2 separate regions of the Homo sapiens genome follow, and region 1 is linked to region 2. A link is an interaction called in ENCODE POLR2A ChIA-PET data of the cell type or tissue named here. Cell type or tissue: K562. All regions are shown on one strand. Links, peaks and the distances in the headings refer to the core of each region. The heading gives the core; the rest is flanking DNA.

What was found. Peaks named below come from ENCODE experiments on the same cell type or tissue, not always from the same donor. Only the 100,000 strongest peaks of a DNase experiment are listed, where the experiment ranks them.
Region 1: POLR2A ChIA-PET joins it to region 2 with 5 read pairs; 1 of 35 experiments calls an interaction of 5 or more read pairs at or near these places.

Annotation. Positions count from the first base shown.
Region 1 is chr6:13,682,358-13,698,937 of GRCh38, reverse strand. It overlaps RANBP9 (RAN binding protein 9), which reads left to right. Exons shown (of 14, transcript NM_005493.3): 2 at 2,042-2,153. Among named protein-coding and RNA genes, the nearest start is that of RANBP9, 21 kb to the left of the region's middle. In K562, for the core only: no CTCF peak of the experiment used is centred there; a DNase peak (open chromatin) is centred at 10,127.
Region 2 is chr6:14,769,545-14,786,124 of GRCh38, reverse strand. No RefSeq gene overlaps it. Among named protein-coding and RNA genes, the nearest start is that of JARID2-DT, 470 kb to the left of the region's middle. RefSeq lists enhancers at 526-1,077, 893-1,187, 1,078-1,629, 1,630-2,181 and a silencer at 893-1,187. In K562, for the core only: a CTCF peak has its summit at 8,508; a DNase peak (open chromatin) is centred at 8,474; H3K4me3 peaks cover 215 bases.

The DNA.
Region 1 (16,580 bases), core at 8,318-12,317, 1.1 Mb after region 2:
GGGATATGTGAAGTGATCCCCGAATGTTCATTGTAACTAAATCCTTCATGTGGGTTCAGAGCTCACACTAGATCAGGTTTCTTGAATTTAAATCCCAGCACAAATCCTGGTTTGGAATTCGCTTTTAGCAGTATGACTTTGGGCGAGTTTCATTATCTTCCCTTGGATTCCTCAACTGTGAAATGATAATAGATAGTACCTACCTCATGGGGTTGTTTTGGATATTAAATGAGTTAATAAACTTAATGCTCTTAGAGCAGTGCCTTTCACACGGTATTAAATATATGTAACTATTATTTGTTATTAAGAATACTTTGGGATTACTTTATCACTAAAAGTTTGGGTCACTCCCCTTAAAAAATCAGTGGATTTAGAACTGCAGTTAGATTTTGTTTAGATAGTTTTCTATAGATTTATTTGTAACAATCTAATTTTTAAATATGTAGTTTCCATGGCCTTTTCTCAGGTAACTTAATTATTTGAACATATTTTGACTGAAAAATGTGTTTTACTGCCACCATAATTAAATTTTATTAAAAAGTGACTAGTGCACAGACTTGTGCAATTGTTTCTTTTCTGCTGCTTAGCTCAGTGTAAATCTATTACCTGCATCATATGTTGAAGTAGTTTTGATGCATGTAAATACTGTTGCTTCCATTTTTGTCTTGCCTAGCCAAGCTTGTTGACTCCTTATGGTCACCAGGCTAAAAGAACTTCTGCCCATAACCCAAGTTTTCATGGTAATGGAAGGAGTGGCAGAATTCATTCCATTTTTTTGTGGGGGGAGTGGGGGGTGTGAACATGTACTAATTTGCATTGCAAGTGTAAACTTAAGTGTTTAATAGTAATAAGGCATGTGTTGGAAATTTGATAAATTTGGTCAAGTGTGTGGTAAGGGAGGATATGATCTCATTCATGTGTGATGATTGTATATCTTAAGATACAATTTTTGACTTACAAGAAGGTATTTAGTTTTAAAACAATCATAAATTTAAGGAGAATTCTGCTACCCATGAAGATAATTTTATAGTATGACTGAAAGATTAATGCGAAGTTTGTATTGCGTGGAGCATATTTAACTAGAACACCCCAATAATGATTTAGAGTATTGTTTCTCATGCAGTCCTTTTGGGGATATGGAGACTTGTCTCACTCATACTCTATGAGTACTTTCTGACATGCTACTTCAACTTCTTTCTTTATTCTTCCATGGTTTTGTGGACATATTTTCTCTTAATATTGTCTACATGCTAGCTTTCAAGGTAATTTGTGTCTTGGGCGAGAGGTAGGGGAAGTGATTGTGAGTTTAGCAAACCCTGTGGGATTAGAATTGAGGAATAGCTGGTTTAAAAAGTTTGAAAGCCATTATCTAAAAGATTTTCTAAAGTGTCAGCAGTGGCATGGTGTTACTTCTGTTGTTTAAAAAGAAAAAAATACGTTTAGAAATTAGATGTATTTCTCAATAAGCTATTATTGGCCCAAGAGATTTTATGAATCAGCTTTAATTAATAAGACTATACCAAAGAACAAAACTGTAAATTCTTAAGAAAGCTGTTTTGCCAATTCAATCTAATTGTGTAAGATTTCACTTAGAAATATACAATACAGATGCTTCTGGTTTAAAGAGCCAGGACTTTGGCAAGAGTGTACAGAAATTATATAAGTTATATGCAAATTTAGACCTGATAAAATTGAGATCTTTCTCTCATGTTCTTCATACAGCCTTTTTCCTCTTAAAAATATAGTGTACTCTATAATGTCTTTTATTTAATTTGCATAAAAGGCTGCTAGGTTCAATTTCCATATTTGGATTCTGCAATCTTAATAAAACTAGTAATAGTGTGAAGAGTTCTGTGGTTAACTTGGGCTATTTTGCATATTGGGTTCATGGTGATGATAAACGTTTTATTGAGTATTTGAACTGATAGGAGCAGAAATAATACATCATTCCAAAAACCTATATGTTCCTGAATTGTTTAAGGTTTTCATCTTTCAGTGAATATCTCATGTGACTTCTTTTTTCCTTCCTGTTTCTATGCAGGTCATGGCAAAACCCCAAAAGATGCCGCGTCAGTTCGAGCCACGCATCCAATACCAGCAGCCTGTGGGATTTATTATTTTGAAGTAAAAATTGTCAGTAAGGGAAGAGATGGGTAAGTAAATTTTGGTGAGAAAAATCGTTTGCTAGTTTTTTTGTTTTGGTTCATAATGTTTATGATGTAATTGGAAAGTTGGAATCCTGGAAATTTTGCTAATTGGAAAAGTGGAATCTGAATATTTCAGTATAACAGATTGGATCTGGTTATGCTTAAATACTAGCTGAAGTTAAAGCTTGAGTTGGTGATATTAACTAAGCTTTTCTGGTAGGTTTATTATTAAAATGGAGAATTTGGAATTAAGGAATGAAGGGATGGTGACTCATTTTCCATGACTTTTCTTACACTGCTTTTTCGTGAATTCTGCTAAGAAGTTAAATCCTCTCAAACTAGTAATCATAGTCAGTTGGTGATTCATAGGTATTTTACAGATGTTGGACTTAGAATTTTAGGTTTCAGCTGGGAAATGTGTATTTGTATGCTCTCAACTAGAGGAGATTTTCAAGGTTTAGGATGTGGTTTAGAAATTTCCAAATGAGAATTCCATGGTAGGGCCTGGAACCAAATTTTATATCATTGCTTTTCAGCTTGGGATTGGTGTGTGGTTTGTATGGGTATCAGAATTCACTTATGAGACTATTAAAAATATAGTAATTTTTGGGCCTTACCCCAAAAGTTCCTAAATTAGGATTTTCAGAAGTAGAGCTTTGGGCAAGATAGGCATTTTGAGAAAGCTCCACACTGAATTTTGGTGCCTATCCCTGGTTAAGCACTAATTACCTAGAATCATTGGATCTATCCTATAGTATTTCCTGATAACTTTATTGCATATCAGAGGTCTCTTAAAGCAGTCATAGGGTCTTTAGTTGAGTTACCAAGACAAAGCTTATTGAGCTGTGTGGATAAGTTGCCCTGTGAGGTCAGTCAGATGGACCTCAAATCAAACCCCTCTTAGTGGTCCTCCTGTGTTTAATTAACCAAATAAGTGTATTCAGTAGATTACTCCTTTATCGGCTGAATATTCTCGATGTCAACAGTATGAGCAACAGAAAATAAAAACTTGGAATTCAGTGACAGCTTTTTATGTAACTGCCTCAGTTTTCTTAGGGTAATCAAGCCAAAGAGAAAATCAGAGATGCCAAGGATAGAGTGGTTGAGAGAGGCCCATATTGAAATAGGCACACGATTGTCACCATTTCTCACTTTACAAGCTGTATAATCAGTAAGCTGATTCTTTTTATACTTCAAATTATATGAACTTGACCTCATATTTGGCTGCAAATACCCTGATGATTCTCAAATCTAATGCTACATCTTAGCTTATTCCCTCGAGCTCCAGACAATGTGTCTAACCAAATGTTTGCATTTGAATGTCCCACAGGCATTTAAATTTAGCTTGTTTAAAATCTTTTTCTGAAAAAAAAAAAAAAAAAAAAAAAACATTTGGTTGGTGGTTTCACTATTGCTAGAAACTTGAGAATTTCCTGCTTTTAACTTTTCTGTTCATCTCTACTGCCTCTCCCTTTGTCAGATCTCAATTATTTATCTGCTGAATTACTCTCAGATAGTTGGTTGATGGGTCTCCAGTTGCTGCCTGTTTTGCTCTTATTCTAGTCTATAACTGTTGTCAGGGTTCTTAGTAATAAAAAACTGAGTTGCCTCTACCCGTTTTTTGAGATATCTGTTGCTTCAAGGATAAAATGTAGAGCTTCTTAACAGGACCCCTCAGATCTGACTAGCTCTTGGGTCATTTTTCAGTCTCTTTGTAGCCAGGATACCTTACCCTTTTTCTTTTGTTTTTAAAATTAGGTATATTTTACACATAGTAAACTTTATTCTTTTTAGTGTACTGTTCTGTGAGTTTTGACAAACATGTATAGTCATATAACCAGCATCGCAGTTGATATGGGAGACTCCCCTTATCTGTGGGGGATACATTGCAAGACCCTTTGTGGATGCTTGAAACTGCAGATAGTACTGAACTCTATATATACTATGTTTTTTTTCAGTCTGATAATTGAGAGGGCTACTCAGTGACTAAAGGGCATGTGGTAAATACAGCGTTGATATGCTAGACAAAGGAATGATTCCCAGGTGGGGACAGGGCGGGACTGAATCCAATGGCATGAGATTTTATCATGTTATTCAGAATGGCATGCAGTTTAAAACTTACAAATTGCTTATTTCTGGAATTTTCCAATTAATATTTTTGGACCTCAGTTGACTGTGGGTAACTGAAACACTGAGGAAAGCAAAACCACAGATAAATGCGGACTGCTTTATATAGAACAGCTCTATCATCCCCCAAAATTCTGCCATACTCTTTTGTAGACAACCCTTCCCCATATCTAGCTCCTGGTAACTGTTGACTGGTTTTCTGTCTCTATAGTTTGTCCATTTCAAGAATGGCATATAAATGGAATCATATAGTTTGTAGCCTTTTAAGTCTGGTATCTTTCACTTAGCATAACACATTCGAGATTCCTCCCTGTTGTATATATTCATAGAACAGTCCTTTTAAATCTAATTTTGTAGATAAGTGAACCAAAGTTTGCTTACCCACTCCCCAGTTGAAGAACTTCTCAGTTTCCAGTTTTTTGGCTGGAACTGTAAACATGTATATACAGGTTTTTGTGTAAACATAAGTTTTCTTTTCACGAGTAAGTATCTAGGAGTGGGATTGCTGGATTGTAGTTAAGTGTATTTTTAACTTTGTAAGAAACTGCCAAATTGTTTCACAAAGTGGCTATACTAGTTTGCATTTTGTTCTTTTTGTTTGTTTGTTTTTGTTTTTTTCCTGAGCCAGAGTCTCGCTCTGTCACCCAGGCTGGAGTACAGTGGTGCAGTCTTGGCTCACTGCAACCTCTGCCTCCCGGGTTCAAGCAATTCTCCTGCCTCAGCCTCCCAAGTAGCTGGGATTACAGGCGCCCACCACCACACCTGGCTAATTTTTGTATTTTTAGTAGAGACAGGGTTTCACAATGTTGGCCAGGCTGGTCTCGAGCGCCTGACCTCAAATGATCCGCCTGCCTCAGCCTCCCAAAGTGCTGGGATTGCAGGCATGTGCCACAACACCCGGCCTCTAGCTTTTACATATATACGTTTTTCATATATACATTTTTTTCTCCTGAGCCAGACAGTAAGTTCCTTACAGACATAGTTCTTGTGTTTCATGTGCTTGTTGAGTGACAGAAACCAGCCATGCTGTGGAGGGATATGATATCTGCTGCCACCCCCGGCTAATCTTTTGTATTTTTAGTAGAGTCGGGGTTTCACCATGTTGCCCAGGCTGGTGTTGAACTCCTGAGCTCAGGTGATCTGTCCGCCTCGGCCTCCAAAAGTTCTGGGATTGCAGGTGTGAGCCACTGTGCCTGGCCCACTGGTTTGCATTTCTACCAGCAGTGTATGAGAGTTCCTGTTGATCTTAGCACTAGGTATTGTCATTTTTTTTTAAATTTTTAGCCATTATAATAGGTTTCTAGTGATTTCTTGCTGTGGTTTTAATTTATATTTCCCTAATGACTAATTATGTTGAAGAATCCCTAATTCTCACCTGCTCTTCACCTATAAGGTACCATTTGGAGTTCTCTGACTACGCATGCTGGCTTATATTTCTAGTTCCTTATGCATGCCCTTCCTTCACCTTCTCTTATCCCTTTCTCTATTTGCCTAGCTAATTAATTGGTCTTCAAGTCCTAGTTTAGGAGTACCTTTCTTATGGCATTTTCTCCTTAAAGTAGGAATATGCCTTTTCTATGCCTCCTTTACATTTTGGCCAGACTGTAATTATGATATTTGTATTGTTTCAATTGTCTGCTTACTGCCAACATGACCCTACAGATTTAAGAGTAAGGGACTATTTTAATTTCTATAACTCCAGTACTTAACTTATAGCTGGCTTTTAAAGGTATGAATAAATGAATGGATTAGAAGAAGTACTATTTCTTGTATGTTCTTGGAGAAAACTATTTTTTTGTTTGTTTTGTTTTGAGACAGAGTCTTGCTCTGTTGCCCAGGCTGGAGTGCAGTGGCACGATCTTGGCTCACTGTAACTTCCACCTCCTGGGTTCAAGCAATTCTGCCTGTCTCAGCCTTCCAAGTAGCTGGGATTACAGACATGTACCACCACACCTGGCTAATTTTTGTATTTTTGGTAGAGATGGGGTTTCACCCTGTTGCCCAGGCTGGTGTCAAACTCCTGACCTCAGGTGATCCGCCTGCCTCTGCCACCCAAAGTGCTGGGATTACAGGTGTGAGCCACTGTGCCCTGCCTTTTTGTTTTTTGTGTTTTTTTTTTTTTTTTTTTTTTTTTTTGAGACGGAGTTTCGCTCTTGTTGCCCAGGCTGGAGTGCGATGGTGTGATTTCAGCTCACTGTAACCTCTGCCTCCCAGGTTCAAGTGATTCTCCTGCCTCAGCCTTCCGAGTAGCTGGATTACAGGCATGCGCCACCACGGCCAGCTTATTTTGTGCTTTTAGTGTGTTTTGCCATGTTGGCCAAGCTGGTTTCGAACCCCTGACCTCAGGTGATCCACCCGCCTCGGCCTCCCAAAGTGCTGGGATTATAGGTGTGAGCCACCGCGCCTGGCCAAACTATTGTACTTCTTTGGTCACATTCATTTATCTCTCTGGTAAACGTGTCGAACAAAGTTCTAGGCCCAGCCCATTGTTTTTGGAAGCAAAGAACAATTCATTTATGAAAAAAAAGCAACTCATATTGCTAATTTTGGCCAACTAATGTTTTTCTGGAGAAAAGATTATTTCCTAAAAATCTCAACATCTTTGTAAAGTATGGACCAGAAAGAGTAGCTGTTAGGAACCTTTTGTTTGCAGTGATGTGTGCCCATCTGAGAGTTTATTCTGCTTAATTTAAAACTGAATTTTCGCTGGGCACAGTGGCTCTAGCCTTTAGCACTTTGAGAGGCTGATGCCGGTGGATCATGAGGTCAGGAGTTCAAGACCAGCCTTGGCCAACATAGTGAAACCCCGTCTCTACTAAAAATACAAAAAATTAGCCAGGCGTGGTGGCAGGCACCTGTAATCCCAGCTACTTGGGGGGCTGGGGCAGGAGAATCGCTTGAACACAGGAGGCAGAGGTTGCAGTGAGCCGACATCACGCCACTGCACTCCGTCCCAGGTGACTGTGCGAGACTCAGTCTCAAAAACAAACAAACATACAAACAAACAAAAAAAAAACACTGAGTTTTCTTTTAAACAGTGTTTATCCCAGATCTCAGTTTTTAAAATAAATTGTCCTTGGCAACAAATTTTCTCATGAAATGGCAAGAGTTGGATGTGAATTGCCTCTTTCAATAGGGTAGAAAGAACTGGTGTTAATGTATTATGTGCTTGTAAAGACTTTTAATTCCTATGGTGTACGTTATTTCTAGGTTTACCCTGGAAAATTAGGAATATGACTGTCATGATTGTTACTTGTATTTCTTTATTGCCTAGAAAATGAGACCTGAAGAAAGTTCCTTTTATTGAGTGAAAGAATATATTTCATTTTCTGCCATGAGTTTTCATTTAAACTGAACCTAAGTTTTGTATATGTGCAGCTAAATAAATTTATTAGGACTAAATAGTCTTTAAATATTATTAATTTAAAAATAAAATCTAATGCATTTCACAAGAAAAATTAAATCACTTTATCTACATGACTTTTTTTTTTTTTTTTTTTGAGACGGAGTCTCTGTCACCCAGGTTGGAGTTCAGTGGCACAATCTTGGCTCACTGCAACCTCTGTCTCCTGGGTTCAAGGAATTCTCTTGTCTTAGTCTGTCCTAGTAGCTGGGATTACAGGTATGCCCCACCGCACCCAGCTAATTTTTGTATTTTCAGGAGAGATGGGGTTTCACCATGTTGGCCAGGCCGGTCTTGAACTCCTGACCTCAAAATGATCCACCCACCTCGGCCTCCCAAAGTGTTGGGATTACAGACGTGAGCCACCATGCCTGGCCCTGCATAACTTCTTTAGGGCATATATTTAACGGGTGTGTGTTTACTTTCCCTTCTTTTTAGTGATCATTGACCGTTGAGATGAATTTCTTTAAGGAGTCTGTATCTTAGGTACTTTCAGTTCAGGGATTTCATTCAAATTTTAAATTATGCATATTAATAGAGGCAGTGGACATACTGTTAATTCTAAATGTGAGAGAGAACAAAATTTTTATTTGAAAGTTTTTAGAATTATAATTTATTATGAATGGTATTTTTAGCTCTTCAAACAAAATATTGATGCCACTCTTTGACAGTGTTTCAGTAAGAACTGGCAAGTAATTCAGTCTCTCTGTTCTGTTCCTAAATTCTTCTGCTGATAATAAAGTGCACTCTTTCAGAATGTTCCTTTTATGCTTGCTGACTTTCTAGTTTATTTCTTGGCGGGGGAGGAGAACAAAGGTCTTTCTTCCTGTCTAGCTTTGAAAACTAGAAGGATCTTTCCTTCTAGGTTTGATTCGTTGTAAGCAGCAAATGGAAGCACAGGGTAAATGTGAACAAAGAGTAAACAATACATTTATTATAAGTAAGCAATATATTTATTTAACAAATATATGTTGAACACCTATGATATAGCACATCGTCAGCAGCTGAGTGGGGATAAGAAATTATTTTATTGATTTGTCTTATTCATAGTTCTTACTAGAGGACCTGACATTTAGTAGAAACTCAATTAATACAGTGAGTGAACTGAATGTGGTCCCTGCCCTTGAGGAAGATCAAATTTAGTGTAGTCATATGTCACTTAACTACGGAACATGTTCTAAGACATGAGTCATTGGGCGATGTTTTTTTATGAACATCGTAAAGGGTACTTATGTAAACCTAGATGGTATAGCCTACTACATACCTGGGCTGTACCTACTACATACCTGGTCTGTCCAACAGAGGACTACATACATAGTCCTTTGTTGACCAAACTGTTGGTATATGGTGTTTGGAAGATATGGTGGGACAAGGCAGGAAGCAGAAATATGCAACTCTTAAGACATAATATACTAAGTACTTAGAAATGAGACCATGTATGGGAAAACTGAGGAGAGAGTAATTAATTTTGGCTCAAGGAAATATTTATACAGGAAGTAGTAGTTGGTAGACCTTACAAAATGAGTAAGAATTTGAGAGGCCTTTTTGGGGAAGAACATTCCAGACTATGGTAAATGGCCAGAATAGTCTCACAGGAAGAGTGCAACTTTGTGGTCTTTGGCAGAGATACATGGTTCAGTATTGTTGGGGACTTGGATTATAAGGAAGAGTTATAAAAGTAAGAACAGGCTGAGTGTGGTGGCTCATGCCTGTAATCCCAACACTTAGAGAGCCCGAAGCGGGTGGATCACCTGAGATAAAGAGTTCGAGACTAGCCTGACCAACATATAGTGAAACCCCATCTCTACTAAAAAGTACAAAAATTAGCTGGGTGTGGTGGCACATGCCTGTAGTCACATCTACTTGGGGAGCCAAGGCAGAAGAATCGCTTGAACCCAGGATACAAAGGTTGCAGTGAGCCGAGATCACACCACTGCACTCCAGCCTAGCGACAGAGTGAGACTTCATCTCTCAAAAAAAAAAAAAAGGAAAAAAAGTGAGAATGGAATCAGATGTTATAGAGCCTTGATGATAGTTCTAGGGTGAAATATACTCTATAGGTAGAAGGGAGCTTTCAGTTTTTTGTTTTGTTTTGTTTTTGTTTGCAGCAGAGTCTTGCTCTGTCACCCAGGCTGTAGTACAGTGGCACAATCAAGGCTCTCTGTAGCCTTGACCTCCCTTACTTAAGTGATCCTCCTGCTTCAGCTTAGCCTCCCAGGTAGCTGGGACTATGGGTGTGCGTCACCATGCCCAGCATTTTTTTTTTTTTTTTTTTTTTGTGGAGATGGGTCTCGGTATGTTGCACAGGCTGGTCTTGAACTCCTGGCCTCAAGCTATCCTCCTGCCTCCCTAAGTGTTGGGATTACAGGCATGAGTCACTGCACCCAGACTGCCTTCAATCTTTTTGAGTAGGGAAGATATATGATACCTGCTTTAGAAAGATAATACAAAGTGGGGAGAGGATGAAGTGTGTGATGGCGGTCTGCAAGACTGCTACAGAGTTTACGGGCTAGGGCTAGGAGTTAGGTTGTGAGGCGGTTGCCTGAGGATAGAGTGTGATAGAGATTTAAAAAAAAAAATAACAGGAGGAAAATAACAGACGAGGAGATTTAGTTTGTCGAGTACCTGTTATGTGCCAGATACTGTGCTAAGAACCTAGGATTGACAGAGATGGAGACAGGGCTGTAAACATGGCTGAGAAAGGGTACCTACTTTCCAGAAGTTTGCAGGTAAGAAGGGAAATGAACATGTAAGTAACTAATAAAATCCAGTATGAGATACACAGTAGTAGACATATAAACAAATTAGAGAAGTATGTTGGAGGAGGTAACCAACACTGTTGGAAGACAGGGTGGTGATCAGGGAAGTCTATCTAGGAAGCTTACATAAAATTACAGAAGAGGAATACAGTTAAACATAAGCTTCTCTGTCCTTCAGTTGCTCAGGTATCCTTCACAAGATAGGATATGAACAGAGATGTTAAAGATTAGTAGCTGTTTTAGAAGCTGACTAGTTACTTTTGTTGAGAAATATAGTGGAGATGTAAATCTTGGCTCTGCTACTTAACTGGTTCTGTGGTTTTGTATTTTTTGACAGACTCTCTCAGTCTGTGAAAAGGAAATAATAGTGCCAACCTCATAAGACTAAATTACATAACTCACTTAAAGCACTTATTAGAGTACCTGGTGTGAAGCAAACTCAAGGTAGCTTGATGCTGCTCTGAAAAAAGATGCCTGGTGCACAGCAAACTCGTGTCTTCTTGCTGCTGCTGTTGCTGCTGGCTGCTGCCACTGCTGCTGCTGGAGGAAGCTCAGCATAAAGTTTTGTGGGAGGAATGTGTCTGGAGATGATCATGAAGGGACTTCTAATGCTAATGGGTGTTACCTTTTATCTTTCAGGTGCTAGTTTTAAGCAAGGGAATTATATGGTTGGATTTGCTTTTTAGGTGGGTTATCTGAGGGTAATATGGAAAATAGATCTGAGACTGACTTCTAGAGATCAGTTGGGTTATTGTAATAATAAATTGAGGGTTTAATCTGTGTGGTGGGGTTGTAGAGGAAAGTAGACAGATTTGTTAACTAATTAGGACTTAATTTTTTACATGAAATCTGTCTTTATTTCCTTGATTAGGAAGTAGGAGTAGTAAGCACGTAAAGGTAGTTGTTGAGAGAATGTTAAGAATGACTCCCTAGCTTTTGTCTTAGAAGATTAAATGGATAGTGATGTGACTAAATACATCAGAAAATACCAGAAGAGGATTTTTTTTTTTTTAAGAGATAGGGCCTCACTTTGTTGCCCAGGCTGGAGTGCAGTTGTGTGATCATAGCTCACTGCAGCCTCAAATTCCTGGGCTCAAGGGATCCTCCTGCCTCAGCCTCCCAAAGTACTGGGATTACAGTTGTGAGCCATCACACCTGGCCAGGAAGTGGATCTTTAAAGAAGATGATGATGAGAACAGTGTTTGAGCTGCTAGGGGAATCCCAGAAAATTAATAGCAAAGGCTTTGACTAAAAATAAATGGGATTTAGGAGAGTAGGGCTGAAGGTAGATTTTGGAGTGGTCAGAAGGTTAAGTTGTTAAAGCCATGGGAATTGATAGGATCACCCAAGTATGTAATGTAACAAAAACAAAGAGGGCCTAGGGTGGACACCTGAAACACCATATTTAAAGGACATATAGAAGGAGGGAATTCGTCTGAGATTCTTTTCATGTACTTATGAATTTTTTAAAACAATTTCTTCTTGTTACATAATCATCTAAGATTCTATAAAAGAATGGTCAGAGAATTAGAAGGCAGATCCTAGGTGTTTTCAGAAGCCAAGGAAGTCAGTTCAAAGGAGGACTGCTAAGTCTCCACTGGTTTGTCATTTGGGGGGTTAATTAGTCCTTGTGATAGCAGTTTCCTTAAAATTGGGGTGATAGCAGGTGCAGTGTGTCAAAGAGAGGTAAGGAATGGAGATAATGTGCCAGTGGACTTAGTAGCTGTGTTGCTGTTGTGAGAAACAATAATTCACAACCCATTTAGAAAAGTAATACACTGCCAATTTGATAATTCAAGGCCAGGCGTGGTGGCTCATGCCTGTAATCCCAGCACTTTTGGCAGCTGAGGTGGGAGGATTGCCTGAGCCCAGTAGTTCGAGACCAGCTTGGGCAACAAAGCGAGACCCTGTTTATTAGGCTGGGCATGGTGGCTCATGCCTGTAATCCCGGCACTTTGGGAGGCTGAGGTGGGTGGATCACCTGAGGTCAGGAGTTCGAGACCAGCCTGGCCAACATGGTAAAACCCTGTCTCTACCCAAAATACAAAAAAATAGCTGGGCGTGGTGGCGCATTCCTGTACCCAGTTACTTGGGAGGCTGAGGCAGGAGAATCCCTTGAACCTGGGAGGCAGAGGCTGTAGTGAGCCAAGATCGCGCCGCTGCACTCCAGCTTGGGCAACAGAGCCAGACTCCATCTCAAAAAATAAATAAATAAATAAAAATAATAAAATTAGCCGGGTGTAGTGGCATGCACCTGTGGTCCCAGCTATATGAGAGGCTGAGCCAGGAAGATCGCTTGAGCCCAGGAGGTCAAGGCTGCAGTGAACTGTGTTTCTGTCACTACACTCCAGCCTAGGCTACAGAGTGAGACTCTATTTCGGGGGGCGGGGGGGGGGGGGGGAAGAAATTTTGGAAATTCAGGAAAGAAAAAAAAGTACAGAAAAAATGTAAGGGAGAAAACTAAACCATGATTTTTGTATAATTAATTGCTATCAATACTTCTGCTCGTTTCTTTCGGATTTTATATATACACTTATATTTTAAGCTTAGTTATACTCTTTTTTTTTTTTTTGAGACAGAGTCTCGCTCTGTTGCCAGGCTGGAGTGCAGTGGTGCAATTTCGGCTTACTGCAATCTCTGCTTCCCAGGTTCAAGCAATTCTCCCACCTCAGCCTCCCTCCCATTAGCTGGGACTACAGGCGCACACCACCACGCCCAGCTACTTTTTGTATTTTCAGTAGAGACAGGGTTTCACCATGTTGGCCAGGATGGTCTCGATCTCTTGACCTCGTGATCCTCCCACCTAGGCCTCCCAAAGTGTTGGGATTACAGGTGTGAGCCACCGCGCCCGGCCTGGTATCCTCTTTATACAGGTTTTTACATCCTGTGTTTATCATTGATTTATTTAGTATTTTTGGGGAGACAGGGTATTTCTCTGTTGCCCAGGCTGTAGTGCAGTGGCGCATTCATAGCTCACTGTAACCATAGCTCACTGTAAACTGTTGGGTTCAAGTGATCCTCCTGCCTCAGCCACTCGAGTAGCTAGGACTACAGAGATGTATCCTATGCCTGGCTTATTTTTGAATTTTTTTGTAGAGGATTATTATTGATTTATTTCTATGTAGCAGTTATAGTATGTTTCTTACATAATTATAAGCATTCTTCTATGAGATTAAAAGCTCTGAATATCTTTTTATTTTTGGCTGTGGCATAGTCTAAGTTTATTAAGGCACATCCATAGCTGTTCTCCTGTTGCCAGTTATTTAGATTGTTTTAATTCTTTCACTATTCTAAATACTCTTTTTTGCATGAAATTTGTCTTTATTTCCGTAGGAAAGATTTCTTGAAGTGGAATTATGGATCACAAGAAGGGGTATGCACATTTTTAAGGCTTATGATGCACATGGCCAAATTACTCTCCGGAAAAATTATTGCAATTTATGTTTGGGTGGGAGAGACCTTGTTGTATGTATATGCTGAGGAGAAGGAATCACTAGTGAGTCCAGGAGAAGGCTGAGGAGGCGAATGAGGCAAGTTTCTTTGCCCAGTAGGTGGGATATGGGGTTTTAAGTATAAATTAGGAAGGTGGGATGCTGTGCGGAATTTATTTATTGGCACTTATCACTACTTCTGGAAGCCTGTCTTGACAGCCTTTTCACCTCCAAACAAGATGAGGCTCCTCTGTTAACACCCTTTCACAGCATCTTGTACTTCCCCTTCATAGCATTTAATCACCTTCATAATTATTTATTTAAGATCTGTCCTACCCGTTAGAGTATCCCTTTAGGGAGGGCACAGACTTTTGTCTTTGCCACAGCTTTATCTGTGTCATCCTACACATAGATATTTAGTAAATGTTCATTGATCAGAGAAGTGAAGGTATTGAGGAACTGTGAGATTTAAAACCACAAATTTGTGACAGCGGTTTACATACTTACAATTTTTTACTATATACCCAGCTGGTTAGAGAGGAAAGTTGAATTGTATGATTGATGCAAAATGGGAAACTATAGGTTAGGTAAGTTGGAAGAACAATTGTAGTAATTGAGGTTACGGGTGAGGGAATATCTAAATGGACCATTTTAGTTCAGGCTGGGTAGGGAAAAAATGAAATCAGCACGGAGCTGATATACTCAGACAAAATGAGAGATTTATATATTGCTGTTTTTAGTGAGTTTTAAGGAGATGCAGAGGGATTTCTGAGGTGGATTTGCTGCATTTGGCTAAGTGTAGGGCATAACAATGAAAGACAAGAGAAGAAAATCTTTATCAGAGAGGCTTTTTTGGTCTGTTTTGTTTACTGCTATATCCATGTTGTGTAGAACAATGCCAGACACAAAATAGGTGCTGCATAAATATGTTAACTAAGTAGAGGTGGGTAGGGATAATAACATCTTTTCTTTTGTAATCCCCTAGCACTTGCTGTGCATAGTACAGAGTATAGATAGTCAATATTTATGGAATGAACAGAATGTGAGTCTTGGATTTTGGATATGTTCTAAAAACCATTAAGAATGGTAGGAGCCACATTTTTGGTGGAGAGAAAAATTGGTTATTTAAGAAGGTATGAAATATGGGAAAAGTGACCTAAAGATATATAACCATCATGTTTCTCAAATTATTCTTGAAGTGGTTATCTTTAGTGCAGTTTAAATCCCAAATCACCCTTACCTCTTACTCTGTCAGTTATTTTATACTTAACAAGTATAGGTGTTTTTTTTTTCCCAAGAAATTTTTTTTTCCAATTACAAGGTAATGCATTCTTAATGCAAAAGGGAAAATCAAATAAACAAATCCTGTGAAATAGAAAAAAAATAACATATTTTTAAAAGCATATACAATCCTACCACCTGGATTAATGGCAGTTGACATTTTGGAGTATATTCTCTCCAGCTTTTTTTCTCTATTAAAACTGCTTTCAACATTAGTCTAAGAAAGAAAAATAGGTTTAAGATGTATTTGAGTCACATGAGAGATTAAAAAAAATTATTCTCATGGGTACCAGTTCTTATACTTTCACTTTAATATAAATTTAATTGAAAATTCAGGAAGAAAATTTCATTTTAATGTCTTAAAGACACCCATGTCATATAACTTTAAGATTGTATATAGTTTTGTCCTGATGAATATATTACTTGAAATCATATTTCAGTTTTTCAGAACCAGGAAAACAGTTTATAACCATTCTATTTATGTTTATCTCAGATATATTGAATTCTTGCTCTTTGCCTATTGCTGGAATCACTTAGGTTGATTAACATTCCAAGATAAGGAGAAATGATCTGTTGGTCCTAGACCTTTTTGGCTTTGTGGATGATTTAGTAGTATGGATAGTTTTTTGGAGGAGTGGTTGAAATGTTTTAAAATGGTTGATGAGAAGTAATTGTTGTCAGATGGAAAAACAGACTGGTTAAGAGTTGAGATTCATCCCAGTGATTCTTTGTGATTTGTATAGTACAGAATCTAAGGAGTTTTCCTCCCCAACATTTACAAACATACAGAAGACAGAGTTAATACAGTGAATACCCTTGTACACACCACCTAGATTTTAGAATTAAGATTTTGCTATATTTACTTTATTATAGATCTGTACATCCACACCCCATCTTTTTAAAATGCATTTCAAAGTGAGTTCATGAGTTGCAGAGTTTCCAAATCAGTTTTAAAGTCTCTCATTTTATACTTCTTTTTTCTTATTCTGAGAATCTTTGATTCTAGTGATATTTACATATTTATTTGCTTTAGCCTAGAATATCTTGATACATTGCCAAATTAAAATATCAGTAATTTGGGAGGCAGAGGTAGGTGGGTCACCTGAGGTCAGGAGTTTTGAGACCAGCCTGGCCAACATGGCGAAACCCTGTCTCTACTAGTAACAAAAATTAGCTGGGCCTGGTGGTGGGCGCCTGTAATCCCAGTGACTCGGGAGGCTGAGGCTGGAGAATCGCTTGAACCCAGGAGGCGGAGGTTGCATGGAGCCAAGATCGTGCCATTGCACTGCAGGCTGGGCAACAAGAGCAAAACTCCATCAATTAAAAAAAAAAATTATGTATTAAGAACATTGAATACTGTATGTTTTTTTGCAGTCTTTTTTTTTTTTTTTTTTAATTTTGCTTCAGTCTTTAGAATATATCCCATTAGGGA
Region 2 (16,580 bases), core at 6,921-10,920:
CAGCTACTCAGGAGGTTGAAGTGGGAGGATTGTTTTGGCATGGGAGGTTGAGCTGCAGTGAGCTCTGATAGTGCCACTGCGCTCCAGCTTGGGTGACAGAGTGAACCTCTGTATATATTTAAAAAAAAAAGGCTATGAATATTTTATTTAAAATCTGCATTAAGATGAAAGAAAATTGTTATTATATGACTTGTTCAACTACCAGCTAGTTAACTAAAACTGGGATTCATTGGAATAAAATGCATAAACCCTCCCTTTAAGTCACACCATGATCAAAAATCTCCAGAGGAGAAAAAAAATCACATACCTATGTAGCTCTAAAGAGAATGGAAGCAAATCTAGAACTAGTAACACAACTTGTTTAACAGCTGTGGTGTAATTGTGACACTTCATTGAACAAAACTGTTCAATGGGCAGAAAGATTATCGCTATTTTTTGGTGGCATTCAGAATTATGCTTCTTGCAAAGCATTTCCATTTTTGTAATAATACATCATGAGACAGTCCATCCAAAAAGTATCTTGTAAGGATTAGATTGCTCTAAACAACAAATATCAGTTAATAGTGTGAGTCGTCCATAGCTTTCAGGGCCCTAGATATGATAAATAGAGAAACTTGGCATCTGAATTCTTAATGCCTAAACAATGCGCCCTCAACTCAATAACTGACATTGATGATGGCAAGGGCCCCCACTGATGACTTACTTGGCTTCCTCCATCAAATTCCTCATAAAAAAGAGGGAGGGTTGAACAACAAAACAAGGGTGGCAAGCCCAAATCTTTGTCCATTCCAGGCTCTTCACCACTGAGCAGACAAATGAGAGTGAAAGCACAGACTTCCTGCTCTTTCTCTTGCAACCCATTAAGACTTCTCTCTGGTAAACAGGCCTGTGGTTGCTTTTGTTTAGTTTTGTTTAGTTCTCCTCCCTTCCCCCATTTGTTTAAAGCATTGAAAGTCCTACAATTGCTGTGGCCATCATTCTCCCAGACTACAACCTGCACAATGGCAGGGTTACAATGGGAGAGGGAGGCTGGCGGTGATTCCTTTGTGTTTCAGAGAGTTTCAACGAATTTGTCAGGCTGCAGCAGCTATTGCCGTGTAGGTACTGGGCGCCAACCGGTAAGCAGCAGGCTCTTCCGGGTTGATCTGCAGGAACACGTTTTTGCCTTTTAATGTGTCGTGAAGCACGGGTAAGAAGCTCTCGCTGAGTCCTTGCTAGTTCTCACAGTTCTGACTTATGCCCTGAAAACTGTGCAGAGAGCTTGGAGATAGGGTGTTAAGACCGGCAAGAACATCCAGGGCTTTGTGGATGCTCCGTACCCGCCCCCACCTCCTCTGCTGCTGTCACAACCCCACACCATAATTGGCAGTACTTCTCAGGCTTGGGTGGAAAGAGAAGGCAGATAGTTGTAAAAACCAGATAAGATGCACTAATACCAAGGGCTTTAGTTAAAAAATCTTCATAGCTTTTTATTTCCCAACCACCACATTCTCCTAAGACTTGGGTTTGGTCACCTAGAATGTGTGCGATCTTACATGAATCACTAACATGCTCTGGGTTTCAATATCTTCATCAATAAAATTAGAGTAGTTCTCAAAGTGTGGTCCCTGGAACAGCATTCTCAGGGAAGTTGTTAGAAATGCAAGATTCTTAAACCCCAACAGAGACCTACTGAATGGGCCACGCTGGGTGAGGTCTAGCTATCTGTGTAGTTTTAACCAGCCCTTTAGGGAATGCTGTTGCAGGCTCAAGTTTGAGACCGCCTGAAATAGATGATCTTGTGCATTCTTTCTAGCACTGGCATTTCTTTTTTCTTTTGTTTCCTTTTTTTGTTTTTTTGAGACGGAGTCTCTCTCTGTCGCCCAGGCTGGAGTGCAGTGGCGCGATCTCGGCTCACTGCAAGCTCCGTATCCTGGGTTCACGCCATTCTCCTGCCTCGGCCTCCCGATTAGTTGGGACTGCAGGCGCCCGCCACCACGCCCGGTTAATTTTTTTTTTTTGTATTTTTGAGAGGTGACAGCGTGCCGGCAGCCCTTGCAGCCCTCCCTCGCTCTCCGCGCCTCCTCGGCCTTGGCGCCTACTCTGGCCGCGCTTGAGGAGCCCTTCAGCCCACCGCTGCACTGTGGGAGCCCCTTTGTGGGCTGGCCAAGGCAGGAGCTTGCAGGGAGGTGTGGAGGGACAGGCGCGGGCAGGAACCGACGCTGCGCCAGGTGCTTGCCGGCCGGCGCGAGTTCCGGGTGGGCGTGGACTCAGTGGCCCCGCACTCGGAACGGCAAGCCGGCCGGCCCGCAAGCCCCGGGTAGTGAGGGGCTTAGCACCTGGGCCAGCAGCTGTTGTGCTCGATTTCTCGCGGAGCCTTAGCTGCCTCCCCGTGGGGCAGGGCTCGGGACCTGCAGCCCGCCATGCCTGAGCCTCCCCCCGCACACCTCCCTGGGCTCCTGCACAGCCAGAGCCTCCCCGACGAGCGCCGCCCCCTGCTCCACGGCGCCCAGTCCCATCGACCACCCAAGGGCCGAAGAGTGCGGGCGCACGGCGCGGGACTAGCAGGCAGCTCCACCTGCGGCCCAGGTGTGGGATCCACTGGGTGAAGCCAGATGGGTTCCTGAGTCTGGCGGGGACTTGGAGAATCTTTATGTCTAGCTAAGGGATTGTGAATGCACCAATCGACACTCTGTGTCTGGCTCAAGGTTTGTAAATGCACCAATCAGCACTCTGTGTCTAGCTCAAGGTTTGTAAATGCACCAATCAGCACTCTGTGTCTAGCTCAGGGTTTGTAAATACACCAATCGACACTCTGTATCTAGCTAATCTAGTGGGGACATGGAGGGGAGGGACATGGAGAACTTTTGTGTCTAGCTCAGGGATTATAAATGCACCAATCAGCACCCTGTCAAAATGGACCAATCAGCTATCTGTAAAATGGACCAATCAGCAAGATGTGGGTGGGGCCAGGTAAGACAATAAAAGCAGGCTGCCAGCGCCAGAAGTGGCAACCTGCTCGCAGGTGTTTCCACAGTGTAGCTTTCTTCTATTGCTCTTTTTAAGAAATCTTGCTGCTGCTCGTTGTTTGGGTCCACACTGCGGTTTATGAGCTGTAACACGCACTGCAAAGGTCTGCAACTTCACTTCTTAGGCCAGTGTAGATTATGTAACCCACCGTGAGAAATGAGCAACTCCAGACGCGCCACTTTAAAAGCTGTAACACTCACCGTGAAGGTCTGCAGCTTCACTCCTGATCCCGCGAGACCACGAACCCGCCTAAAGAAAGAAACTCCGAACACATCCGAACGTCAGAAGGAACAAACTCTGGACACGCCGCCTTTAAGAACTGTAACGCTCACTGCGAGGGTCCGCGGCTTCATTCTAGAAGTCAGTGAGACTAAGAACCCACCAATTCTGGACACATTTTTAGTAGAGATGGGCTTGCACCATATTAAGCAAGATGGTCTCCATCTCCTGAATGGTCAGCCTGCCACGGCCTTCCAAAGTGTTGGGATTACGGGCATGAGCCACTGCGCTCGGCCAGCACTGGCATTTCTAATGATTTAGTTTCAGTTCATCAAGCCAGTTCGAACCCAAAGCTCTACACACGTGATAACGTTTTCCAGAGAGACTTGTCAAGTGTATCAGCTGTGAGCATCCGTGCTGATAAACAACAAGAATTAGAATCATGGGATCAAAGGAAAACTGGAAACCTGAACCAGCTCGGCTGGCTAAAAGCCTTTCCTTTCAGATTGCTATATTGCTCTCAAGTTGCATTGAAATGATTTTGCAGGACAATGGTAAGTACTTGACTTCTGTTACACTGCTCTAGGCACCATCTATCTACTTGGATGTGCACATTTGCTTGCTCTGAAAAAGAGCTCTTTTTGTTTCTTTTTCCCTTACCCAGGGAGCAGTTTTTGTTTGATAAAGTCGGCTTGAGAACACTAAGAATGTGGTATGGCTCCACCTGTTAAAGTAACCGCTATGTTGTATCGAAGGCTGGGAAGATGGGCCCGCCTGCAGCAGGTGTCAGAGCTACGACAGCGACATTCAGACCCAGGCTCCACTGCACATGCAGTTTTTCTTGCCTCTTATGCTCCATTCCCTCCCTCCTCCTTACTTGTGTAACTTCTTATCTTTTGGGCATCAGTTTCTTCTGGGATGCTCTTCCTGAACAGTCAGGTTAGGAGCCCCACGTCAGGGTCTCTGGGCGCCCTGTTCTTATCTGTGTCACTGCCGTCAACAGTGTGTGTCATAATTGCCACTTGACTCAGCCATTGCACTTCCTCAGCCTACATCCAAGAGGAAAGAGACTGTCTCTCATCCCTCATTTCACTCCCAGGATCTATCACGGTGCCTGGCACCCAAGAGGGCATCTGTGATGATTTGTTTATGGAGAATGACTCCATGTGTCCTGGCCACCCTCTGTTAGATTAATTGTTCCTCTTATTCATGCATTTGTTAAATATTGACCAATCAAATATCCATTGTTCAAAAAGTAGGCGTTGCCTAAAGATGGGACAGAGTACTGGGTCCTGTTAGGGATTTAGAGAGGAGCTCATTGCACCCTCCCCTCAAGGACCTTATGGCTAGTGGCTTCCCTGTCCCTGTTGTGTTTGTTTTTAACCCTCAGATGCAGAAGTCCAGGCCACAGCACACTCTAACCTTTGATTTCTTCAAGGCCCTCCTTTGTTTTCAGGCTTTGCTTTTATTCTCATCCCCACCTCTATTTTTGTCCTCTTTGTAGGTAACCAGTTTAACACGTTTGTTTGTAGTATTTTATTTGCCTGTATTCTTGTAAGATGTATTGTAAACGTGTTTTGCATTTACGAATATGGTACACAAACAACCTCCTTCTGCTTCTCACTTTTTCTGCCCGGCATGTTGTCGTGATGTGTGTTGCTACGTGTGGGGAGGAGGTGGTGTCTTCTCGCTGCTGTATAGTACTCCAGCCTGTGCTCCTCTGCTGTCTCATCTGCTTCTGCAGTGATGAGGCCCTGGACTGCCTCCAACTCCCCATTACACAAGTGCTGCCATGAACATCCTTATACATGTTCCCCTTGACTTATGGGAGAATCCCTAGGAATTAGCGGCATACAGGGATGCCCTGTGTCTCAGGGACAGGATTGCTGGGTCATAGCATACGTCCATCCTTATGTTGGCTGAGTGCTGCCAGATTCTTTCCAGAATGGCTGCCCCAATCTTGTAGGCTGGCAGGAGTTCCTTGTATGTATTCTAGATCGTAGTCCCTTGTCAGTTTTCACATTGCAGATATCTTCTTCCAATATGTTGTTTGTTCGCTTTGTTTATGGTGTCCCTTGCTTTAAAAAAAAATCCTTTGATTTTTTTTCTTTTTTAAAAATGCATGACAGAGATTGATTTGGAATGGCCCTAAATGATCCTTTGATTATGAGCAAAACCAGGGAGCTTTTTACCTTAACTAACATAAATTTTGCTATGTTTCGAGACATAGGCATAGATAGCATTGCACACAGGTGGACCTTAGCATGCCTGAATGAGTTAATCAGTAGAGTTTAAATGCAGAGAAATCTTTAAGTATTAATCTTAAAACTATCTAAATGTCAGTCTGTTTTGGAGATAGGGTTACAAGTGTTGTAAATAGGAAGTCATGCACATTTTTGATAAGCCCTGTAAATCATCAAAACAAAATAAAAGAAAGGAATACTCTTGAGAAAGCATTTGTCACCCTGGGGCTCAGGGGCCAGGTCTCAGAAAGGCTGAGAGAAAGAGCCATATTGGTTTTCCCTTGGGCAGGCCTCTGCTTACACTGTTTGTGAGAATTCAGAAGCAACCTCCTTGGTAGTTCCTATTGGCTCTGTGTATTTGATCTTGGCCAGCAGGTAGCCTGTTAGAGTTAGCAAAGCTTCCAAGGATTGTATTTTTTAAAAAATATAATATCTTGATATGTGTCAAGAGCATGTCTTAGTTCATTTTCTGTTGCTATCACAGAATGCTTGAGACTGTGTAATTTCTAAAGCAAAGAGGTTTATTTCTTACAGTCCTAGAGTCTGGGAAGTCCAAGATTGGGAGGTCTCATGATCCAATCATCTCTTAAAGTCCCCGCCTCTTAATACTGTTACATTGAGGATTAAGTTTCAATATGAGTTTCAGAGAAGACAAACATTCAAACCATAGCAAGGCCTTTATGATCCAGTCCCAATAACAATTTAATTCAATCCTTCCAGGCCCTCCTTCCTTCTGTTTGATGGAAAGCCACATCAAATCCTATATTGCAGTTCCCCTTAGCGTGCCACCTGTGTGCCCAGGCTGGTGTCTCTGCCTGGAAGGAACATCCACTTCATGGACTTTTCCCCATGCTCAAGGCCCAGCTTAAGCTGCATCTCATCTATGAAACTCCATACCCTTCCCCTTGTGCCATCCACATGCTACTACTGTATCAAGTACACAGCTCAATTAGTGCAGATACTGCAAGGTATTGCAGTTATTATACATCTGGCTGCCCCAGTTCCACTTAACTTTGAGCTTCTTGAGGGAGGAATAGGGTCGTGTTCACTATGCGGCACCAATAGACCCTCACACATACACAGAGACCCAGTAATTCTCTCCAACGTGAGAGAAATCTGTTTTCTTGCCCATTAAAGATTACCATCTGTTAACCTTGATCCTCAGGCTTTTAAAATACCAACTAACTAATCTGATGAGTGAATTCATGCTATTGTGTTACGGGTTTAGTGTGTAAAATCTTCTACATGATATTTACGTCTTAAAAGAAAATTTTTGAAAACAGAGGACAGGACTCATTAATATAGAAGAATGACTATAACAATGGAATTTATAAATAGCAACACATTGACTAGGAAGGGTAGGGGATGTTTGGGGGTAGGCAGTTCTTTCAATGCCGTAAAAATTACCCCACCTCTACAAAATATCGATATTTAGGGATGCATTGAGTTTGTACACAGAGTTAGTCTTTTCCTCCAAGTTTCTCAATAACAGAAGTAGATAAATATATAGCACATGAAATCTTTGAGTACCTATGAGTCAAATTTAATCATGACAACAACACACTGACACTTGTCCCTGAATAAGATGTGTTTGATGATACGTTTTGTTGCTAGAAATTTGCTGCTGGAGGAGGTAGAAATAATGTAGGAGGCATAGGAATGTTTCTCTTCAAGATGAAGATTTACTTCTTAGGATTCTCAGTGGGGATTTTCTTTCCTGGCTTTTCTTTTTCATTCCTGAACATCAGCGGAAAGGTCCTTAATCCATGAATGCGGACGTCAGCTGGACAGGTCAGCCCTAGAGACAGGATGCTCCATTGGGCACGTAGGCAGCACTCTCTCTCCATCTCCCTTTTCTATCTGTTTTTGTATTATTCTCCTTTCTTCTCTTAGCTGGATGACTTTATCTGCCCCTCAGTCTATCTGATAGAAAACACACACCTTAGTGTCTACCTCTTGCTATTCCAAAGTCCTGGGGTCTGGAATTTGAGATTCTCACTGGTCTGGCACGCGTCTGGTGCTCACTCTGGTCCCAGTCAACATGGCTCGGAGTATGGGGCCGTGTTGAACAGGCATGGCTACCGGGAGCTCCCTGTGACCAAGGCAGGAGTGGAAGGGAGCTCTGGAAAGAAGACCTGTGCACGCACTGTCACCAGCGTCCACTATGACAGCAACCTTTATATGCGAAAAGGTTTTCTGGGCACTCGCCAGATCATTTTTGAGAAATACCCATTTCTCTTTCAGCCCAATACTCCAAAGAGGAGAAAGAAATGGACACAACTTGGAACATGTTATGATAGGAGTCCCTGTTCTGTTATAGCACACTTGTCTTGGTATCACAATATACCTACATATGTGTGTACCTGTACAGAATTGCATATTGTCAGAGACTGTAGTGCAAACATATATCCTCTTGGGAATCCAGCATATGAGCTTCCCAATACACACCCTACACAAAAATCTCCCAAGGAAAGCAAATAATTTCAAGTTTTAGGAAAGAGCAGCGATTTGTTATGATAATAGCGTTCAACAAGTATAGCATTCTAGATTCAAAGGAAATGCCTTGTGGAAAAAAAAAAAGTGCTAAAATGGCTTGATTGGGGTTTTAATGAGAGTTTGTTTCTCCTCTACTCCACCCTTCATTCTCTCCCACCCCCAGTTATTTTCTCCAGCAAGCCAGTCAAGAGCCCTGTGCTGGGAACACTGAGAGAATGTTAACAATTCAACTCTACCAATTAATTGCCGCAACTTTCTCCATCCTGCTCAGCAGGGTCTCTCTTGCAGGCTGCTGAAAACCTAACAATGCACTTTACCGTTGTGAATGCGTAATGATGTGTTCATCAGGGGGCTTAAAAACCCTTGGGGCTACAATATCCACTTCTCGGCACCCATTATAGAGGCTAGAGTATGTCTTACGTGACAGTAAAATGTGAAGCAGGAATGCCGTCTTTAAAGAGAAAAGGCAACACCCAGGAGATACAGGAATCGCACAGTCATGCTGACTTAAAATACACATGTAAACACTCACTGTGCCCCTGGTGTCCTGTCCATAAATAAAATGGCTTGCTCAAGAAACCAGGTTTGAAGTGGAGGTTTGCCGTCACTCCCCAGATCTGTATGGAAGTGTCAGAAGTGGAGTCAGCTAGTTAGTTCACCCCAATAGGTACTGAGAGCTATTAAGTCTGTACCACTGTGTCGGGAGAGACCAGGAGGAATCGAGCAGGTATGAGTCTTTCTTTTTTTCTTTTTTTTTTTTTTTTTTAGACGGAATTTTGCCCTTGTTGCCCAGGCTGGAGTGCAGTGGCACGATCTCGGCTCACCGCAACCTCCGCCTCCAGGTTCAAGTGATTCCCCTGCCTCAGCCTTCTGAGTAGCTGGGATTACAGGCATGCACCGCCATGCCCGGCTAATTTTGTATTTTTAGTAGAGATGGGGTTTCTCCATGTTGGTCAGGCTGGTCTCGAACTCCCGACCTCAGGTGATCCACCTGCCTCGGCCTCCCAAAGTGCTGGGATTACAGGCGTGAGCCGCTGCGCCTGGCCCAGGTACGGGTCTTTCATATGGAGCTTCTAGTCAGTTATTGGTGACAAAGTGCAGAGGTAAAGGGTGAACAGATTTAGGGGAAGACAGAAGCCTGAGGATAATTAAGTACCAAATTAGTATCACTAATAGTGAGTGCTGCTTTTAGTCGCAGTTCAGTATAAAGGAGGAAGGAAAGAGGAGAGAATTGGATTTTCTTGTCTGTTTTTGCCTAATTGGGTATGATGGATGTGTTTGCCCAGGAACACCACACAGAGATTTAGGGAAGAAAGTGATAAATTCTGTTGTGAAAACAGGGACATAGAAAGGGCCCTGAAGGAGTTGGTTTTTAAAATCCAGCTGAATGTCACTGTAAATTTTACAGTTTGATGTTGTGTTTCTAACAGTGGTTCTCAATCAGGAATGGTTTTGAATATTGCAGGTTAGGTGGGAATCACTGATTGAAGGAAGGGGAAAGGCAGGGAGAAAAGTTCCAATAGAAGGCACAGGACACAAAATAGTTACAAATGAATGGGGGAGTAATGTCTTCTGCAAGTGAAATGTTCTCCAGGTTTAGAGTGATCTCATTTTACAGGCAAATGCCTGGGAATTTGATAAGACTGTCAACAATCCACTTCCCCTACAACTAAACCTCATTTTGATAACTCGGACTGTGCAGTGGTTTGTACTCCCACCACCAGCTCTCTAAACCCAACGAAATGTATCTACAGGACAGGTAGTCTTTTTTTAGGTTGATCTTGGACTGGCACGGAGAAAGAAAGGTTTGGATCACTGCTGTGGTTTGAATGTCCCTGTCAAAACTCTTGTTGAAATTTAGTTGTCAATGTAACATTATTGGGAGGTGAGGTCTCTAAGAGGTGATTCGCTCATGAGGGCTCTGTCTTCATCAGTGGGTTGGTGCAGGTATCATAAGACTGGGTTAGTTATTGTGGGAGTGGCTCCCGAGAAAAGGATGAGCTTGGCCTGATTTCCTCTCTCCCATCTCATATGCTTGTTCATCATGTGATGCTTTTCACAATAGAATGATCCCTACCAGATGTCAGCACCATGCTCTTGGACTTACCAGTCTTAAGAACTCTGAGAAATAAATCTATTTTCTTTGTAAATTATGCAGTTTGTGGTATATTTTTATAGCAGCAGAAAATGGACTAAGACAATCACAAGTTTCAATTGTGATCCAAGGGTCAGGAAAGGGATTCTGGTAGGATAAACTGTCCTTGCTTCTTCACACTCACCCTATCTATTCAAAGACTCTGGCATCTATACAAAACAAACCAGAAAAAAACTTAATGAGAGCTGGAGATGGCAGAAAGAGAGTCACTTATAGCTAGTGTGATGACTGTCACAGGTTGTATCAGGCCCAGGAAAGAGTAAACAGCTCCGTCATACTATCATGCCACAGCTCATGAAGGGGGATGGTCAAAGTCACAGAGACTCTAGGGATATTCTTTCTTCACATGAGATTACATTGTGGTGTTTCCAAGGGAAATTAATGCTTGACTTGGCAAGGTGTTCTTTGCAATTTCCAAATAAACCAGTTGGGAGTTAGCCAGAGTGCTCTTAGAGTAAATTAAGATATTAAATTGGAATTGGGCACCCAATGTTGTTTTCATTTACAGAACTGGAGCTCATCCCTACTCTGCTCATGCCTCAAACCTCCACTCAGTCCCACCAAAGTTGAGGCATTTGTAAGAAGCAAGTGGGAATCCAAGGTGCAGAACTCCTTTCCTGGTTAAGAGGGGTGGAATTTGCAGAGGGAAGGAGAGGGTACTCCATGCACTGAGACTTAGTAAAAAGGACTATGGAATAAAAGGGGGGAAATCGAAGTGAGAGTGAGAAATATGAATGAAGGAGTTGGTTTTTAAAATCCAGCTGAATGTCACTGTAAATTTTACAGTTTGATGTTATGTTTCTAACCTAACGGTTCTCAATCAGGAATGGTTTTATGTTGTTGTTTTGTTTTGTTTTTGTGTTTGTTTTTGAGACGGAGTCTCACTCTTGTTGCCCAGGCTGGAGTGCAATGGCGTGATCTTGCTCATTGCAACTTCTGCCTCCCAGGTTCAAGCGATTCTCCTGCCTCAGCCTCCCGAGTAGCTGGGATTACAGGCATGCACCACCATGCCTGGCTAATTTTTTGTATTTTTAGTAGAGATGGGGGTTTCTCCATGTTGGTCAGGCTGGTTTCGAACTCACGACCTCAGGTGATCCGCCTGTCTCGGCCTCCGAAAGTGCTGGGATTACAGCCGTGAGTCACCGCGCCCGGCCAGGAATGGTTTTAAACATTGAAGGTTAGGTGGGGATCACTGACTGAAGGAAGGGGAAAGGCAGGGAGAAAAGTCAACTTTTCTTCTCCTGGCAGAGCTCAGCTCAGGAAGACCTTCTTCTCTTGTTAGCGGGAAGGAATAATTAACTTAGACAAAATGAAAATTTCAGTTCCTGCTCTGCCATACTGCTCTTTTTACAATAAAATTATCCAGAATATATAATAAAAAATAACTTCCCTAATAGTAACAAAAACTATATAATATTTAGGAATTTCTTTGATCAAGATTATATCGGACTTCTCTGGAAAAATATTTTAAAACTTTTATAGGAGGCATAGAACATGATATCAATAAATATTGTGTCCTTGGATGAATAATTCAATGTTATAAAGATTGCAGCTCTTCCCAAATTAGTTTATCATCTCAATGCACTCTCAAATCAAAATTCTAGTTGGATTTTTTTTCCCCAAGAACTACAGAAATTTTGGAAGGAATAAAGATTGACAAATAGGTAAGTCAATTTTCTGTTTGTTTGTTTTGAAACGGAGTTTCGCTTTTGTTGCCCAGGCTGGAATGCAATGGCGTGATCTTGGCTCACCGCAACCTCCGCCTCCCGGGTTCAAGCGATTCTCTTGCCTAAACCTCTTGAGTAGCTGGGATTACAGGCATGCGCCACCACGCCTGGCTAATTTTTGTGTTTTTAGTAGAGACGGGGTTTCTCCATGTTGGTCAAGGCAGGTCTCGAACTCCCGACCTCAGGTGATCCGCCCGCCTCGGCCTCCCAAAGTGCTGGGATTACAGGCGTGAGCCACTGCGCCCGGTTGGTAAGTCAATTTTAAAAAGAAAACAAAAATAAAAGGGGAATTTATCGAGATATTAAAACTTGCAACAAAGCCATAGTAATACAAATCATATGCATTAACATATATATAGACCAATGGAACACGATAGGAAGCTCAAAGACAGACCCAAGCATATTAGAAACAATGATGAGACACCACACATTACTGGGAAATTGCTTGAATGACTGCCAGAAAAGCTCTGCACAGAAAAGGTAAAAATGAGATCCCCACCTTACACAGCATGCAAAAGTAGACTCTACCTCCAGATAGATCAAAAGCTTACTCTAGAGAACAGGTCTGCTGATGGTAAGAACTAAAGCTATAAAGTTAATAAAAGAAAATATTAGGAGAATGTCTTCAGCAGAAAGGTAAGAAAGGACTTCTTAAATAAAATTCCAGAAGTACAAACCAGAAGGCAAAAAAATTGATAAATTTGTTTACATCATAATTAAGAATTTTATTTCATGGAAGGATATTATAGACAAAATTCATAGAGAAATGTCAGAGTGGAAGAAGATTATTTGCAATGTTTAAATCTGACAAAGGGTTAGTAAGTAGAATATTCAAAGAAAGCCTGAAAAGTAGCTCTAATAGAAAAATGAACAAAAGGTATGAACAGGCATTTTAGAAAAAAGAGAATCCAAAAGACAATAAATATAAAGGAATGCTTATATATAGGAATAACCAGAGAAATGCAAATTAGAATTCACTTTATACCAATTTAGACAGGAAACAATTAGAAAGCGGGGTAGTGTCAATTGACGGTGGAGAAAGGGGTTTGTCTTATCTAGGGCTCCTCATGCACTGTGGGTAAGAGTCTAGTACTGACATGTAGCCATTTTCATGAGTAATCTGGTACTACTCAGGTAAATTAAATACCTGCATAAACTGTGACCCCGCTATTTCATAACTAGATGCATATCCCAAAGAGTTTTCACGCTGGTCTGTAGGGAGAAACATATAAGGATGTTCATATTAATATGTTGATATATTATTATGTTGATGGAGAGTTGCAGTACCAGGAGAGTTCCTAAGTGAAACATGGTAGATATACATCATCTATGGAAATACTCTGCAGTAACAAGAAGCAATGGGTTCAATATACAATAGCAATGTGGATTTTCTTAAAAAACATAATGCTGATTAAAAAACAGAAAAAATGTGCAACATAAATCATTTCCACAAACTAAAAATACACATACACCAAAGAGCAATAAACATTACGTAAGAAAACATACAAAAAGATGGACGTTAAATACATTAGAATAATTACTTGTGGGGGGGGCAGTTAATGAGGATTATAAATGGGAACAAAGGGGATAGATAAAACAAATAGACAAGAAAAGGGCCCCCATAAGGACCAAAGACGATATTGTGGCAAGAACTATCAAGTGTAATTATATCCACCAATGCTCTCCATGTCTAAGGTTAAAGAATGTTAAAGAATGGTGTAACTAACTGGCCAGTAAGTCATCTTCGGAGGCAAAGAGATGGGTCTGGGATAAGGGAAGCAGGTAGGCACCAGCCTCTCCACGGATTAGTGGGTGGATTTACCATGGGTTAGGACAGTAGCAGAGGATAACTCACTCCAGGCACAAAAGGCAGGCAGAGTGAATTCCCTGAGTGCTCTCCATGTTTAACTGGGGCGTGTCTTTGAGGCAGAAACAAGGGACCTTGCATAGTTTGCATAGCATGGTTTAAAAAATTAGAATGGGGAAGAGGGCAGGAAGTATGAACTCCTGAAGGTCTTGAGCGGAAGCAGAAGGTGGAGGAGACTGGACAGGGGAAGCTACTGGAGGACTCCGCGATGCGGGGTGTACACTGCATCGTGAGACCACCCACGGGGGAAGCACACCCTGGAAAGGAGGGAATGAGACTCCCAAGAGCCACAGACTCGGGAAGGGCAGGACGAGATGCTATAGGTGTAGAGCCAGCAGGGCGCAGTCTGTGCCCTTGAATTTTTTTTTTTTTTTTTTTTGAGACAGAGTTTCATTCTGTTGCCCAGGCTGGAGTGCAATGGCGCGATCTCAGCTCACCGCAACCTCCGCCTCCCGGGTTCAAGCGATTCTCCTGCCTCAGCCTCCCAAGTAGCTGGGATTACAGGCGTGTAGCTACCACGCCCGGCTAATTTTGTATTTGTAGTAGGGACGGGGTTTCTGCATGTTGATCAGGCTGATCTCAAACTCCGGACCTCAGGTGATCCGCCCGCCTCGGCCTCCCAAAGTGCTGGGATTACATGCGTGAACCACCGCGCCCGGCCGAATTCTTTGCCCTGTTTTCACCTTTCTTGTTACACAACACAACAGCAATTCTTAGTGGTTCTGACCTGAGAAATGCCATCTCTGAATGTCCTGTCTGGACACTCTTAAAGCCTGTGTGGACAGCAGGACATAGCCCATGGGGCCCCGTGTCCCTTGGGTTCTGTCTGGAAGAATGCAGCAAATGTTCCTGCCTATGTGAAATTACACCTTCTCTTTGGTCTCCTCCTGAGTACATTCAGGAAACATCTGATGATCCAATCTACTGTTTTTGTTTTTTTTTTGTTTTTTTCTTTTTTATCTTTCCCCCAGGCTCCCCATCTCTTCAGAAAGCCTGCTCCTTTCTTTCCTTGGAGGGCCGCTGGACTGGGCTACACCCACCCCCATTCCTTAGTACTTAACTCTCCTCCGGAATTCTCCTCTCTTTTCTGAACCTCCTCCTTTACACAACTCCCCCAGCTTTTTTTTTTTTTTTTTTTTTTTTTTATAAATACACTTAGGTTCCACTGCAGCATGTGGGGGAGATGAGAACTGTTGGTTTAATTACAACAGCATCCTCCATGATGCTTTCATGATGTTTAATTACAGTAACGTTCTTCATAATGCTTTTGACCTTGGCAAAGCTTGGGAAAACCAAACCTTCTCACCCTTGCATAGTTCACAGCTGAAATCTCCAGGTGGAGTGGAAATGGGGTATTTAGGGACAGGCAGAGGTGAAGTTTGTGTGGAAATTGCACCTCTGTTTGGCCCCTGTCCTGTCTGCCCTCCTGACCCTTACCACATTAACTTCAGCAAAATATAACTGCGTTGCCGAGTGCAAGAGTTTTGGGTGTCTGGGTGTACCCAGACTTTGTGTATTTTTTGTGTCTTCATGTTTCAAAAACATTTCAATAACAAAGAGGCTTGTTGTTGCTAGGAGATTTCTAAAATATATCATTGATGGAGACAAGCTCCACCAATGCCCTCTTACTTTTGCTGATGTGAGTCAGGATGACCTTTTCACCTCCTTCCGGAGGATATTTATAAAAACCAGACACAGCGCGCATGTTGGAGAGAGAATGTTGGACAAGGCCAATCACAGTTGGAAAGAAGCAGACAGAACACCTCTCCCTGGAATGATGTTGGTGCAAACCATCCTGGAGCCGTCAGATTTTTCTAGTTGGTCTTTGAAAGAGAGGATGTCCCATGCCCGGTGTGTGCAGAAACATAGGTTTGGTTTCTGTATCTTCTCCCTGACTTCCAGAAGTCAGAAGCTTAGTCCCATGATCTGTAGAAGGAAGGAAGGAAGGAAAGAAGTGAAGATCACTTGGGCCTGGCTAAGGTGGGATTATTTTTAGCAGCGGGAGGAAGGTGACCTGAGGGACAAGCTTGCTCGCCTTGAGGGGAAGGATGGAGTTAAATAGGGGTTTACCCTGTGTCTCAGTCAGTGCAGGCTGCCCTAACAAAGTACCACAGATGGGGTGGTTTAAACCACAGAAATTTATCTCTCCCAGTTTTGGAGACTGGAAGTCTGAGATCAAGGTGCCAGCATGGTGGGGTTCTGGTGGGGGCTCTCTTCCTGGTTTGTAGACAGCTGCCTTCTCACTGTGTGTTCACATGGCCTTTTGTTGGTGTGTGCTCGTGGAAAGAGGGGGAGATTTCTGCCTTCCTTTTCTTATAAGGGTACTGTCCTAGTCTGTTTTGGCTGCTGTAACAAAATACCTGAGCTTGGGTAATTTATAAACAACAGAAATGTACTGCTTATAGTTCTGCAGGCTGGGAAGTCCAAGATCAAGGTGTCAACAGATTCAGTGTCTGGTGAGGGCTACTTTCTGCTTCAAAGATGGTGTCTTATTGCGTCCTCACATGAGGGGGAAGCAGTTTCTCTACAGCCTCTTTTTTAAAGACACTAATCCCATTTGTGAAGCCTCCACCCCTCTGATCCAATCACCTCCCAAAGGCCCTACCTTCTAATACCATTACCTTGAAGGTTAAGTCTCAACATATAAATTCTGGGGGAACACCAACATTCAGACCACAGCAGACACTGATCCCATCTTGAGGGTCCCACCCTTACAGCCTCATCTAAAACGAATTACCTCTTAAAGCCCCACCTCCAAATGCCATCATGGGGGGTTAATGCTTCAACGTAGGAATTGTGGGAGGACACAAACATTCTGCCCATAGCATCCTGGTAGGCTGGGAGGGTCTTAGCATCCAGCTTCC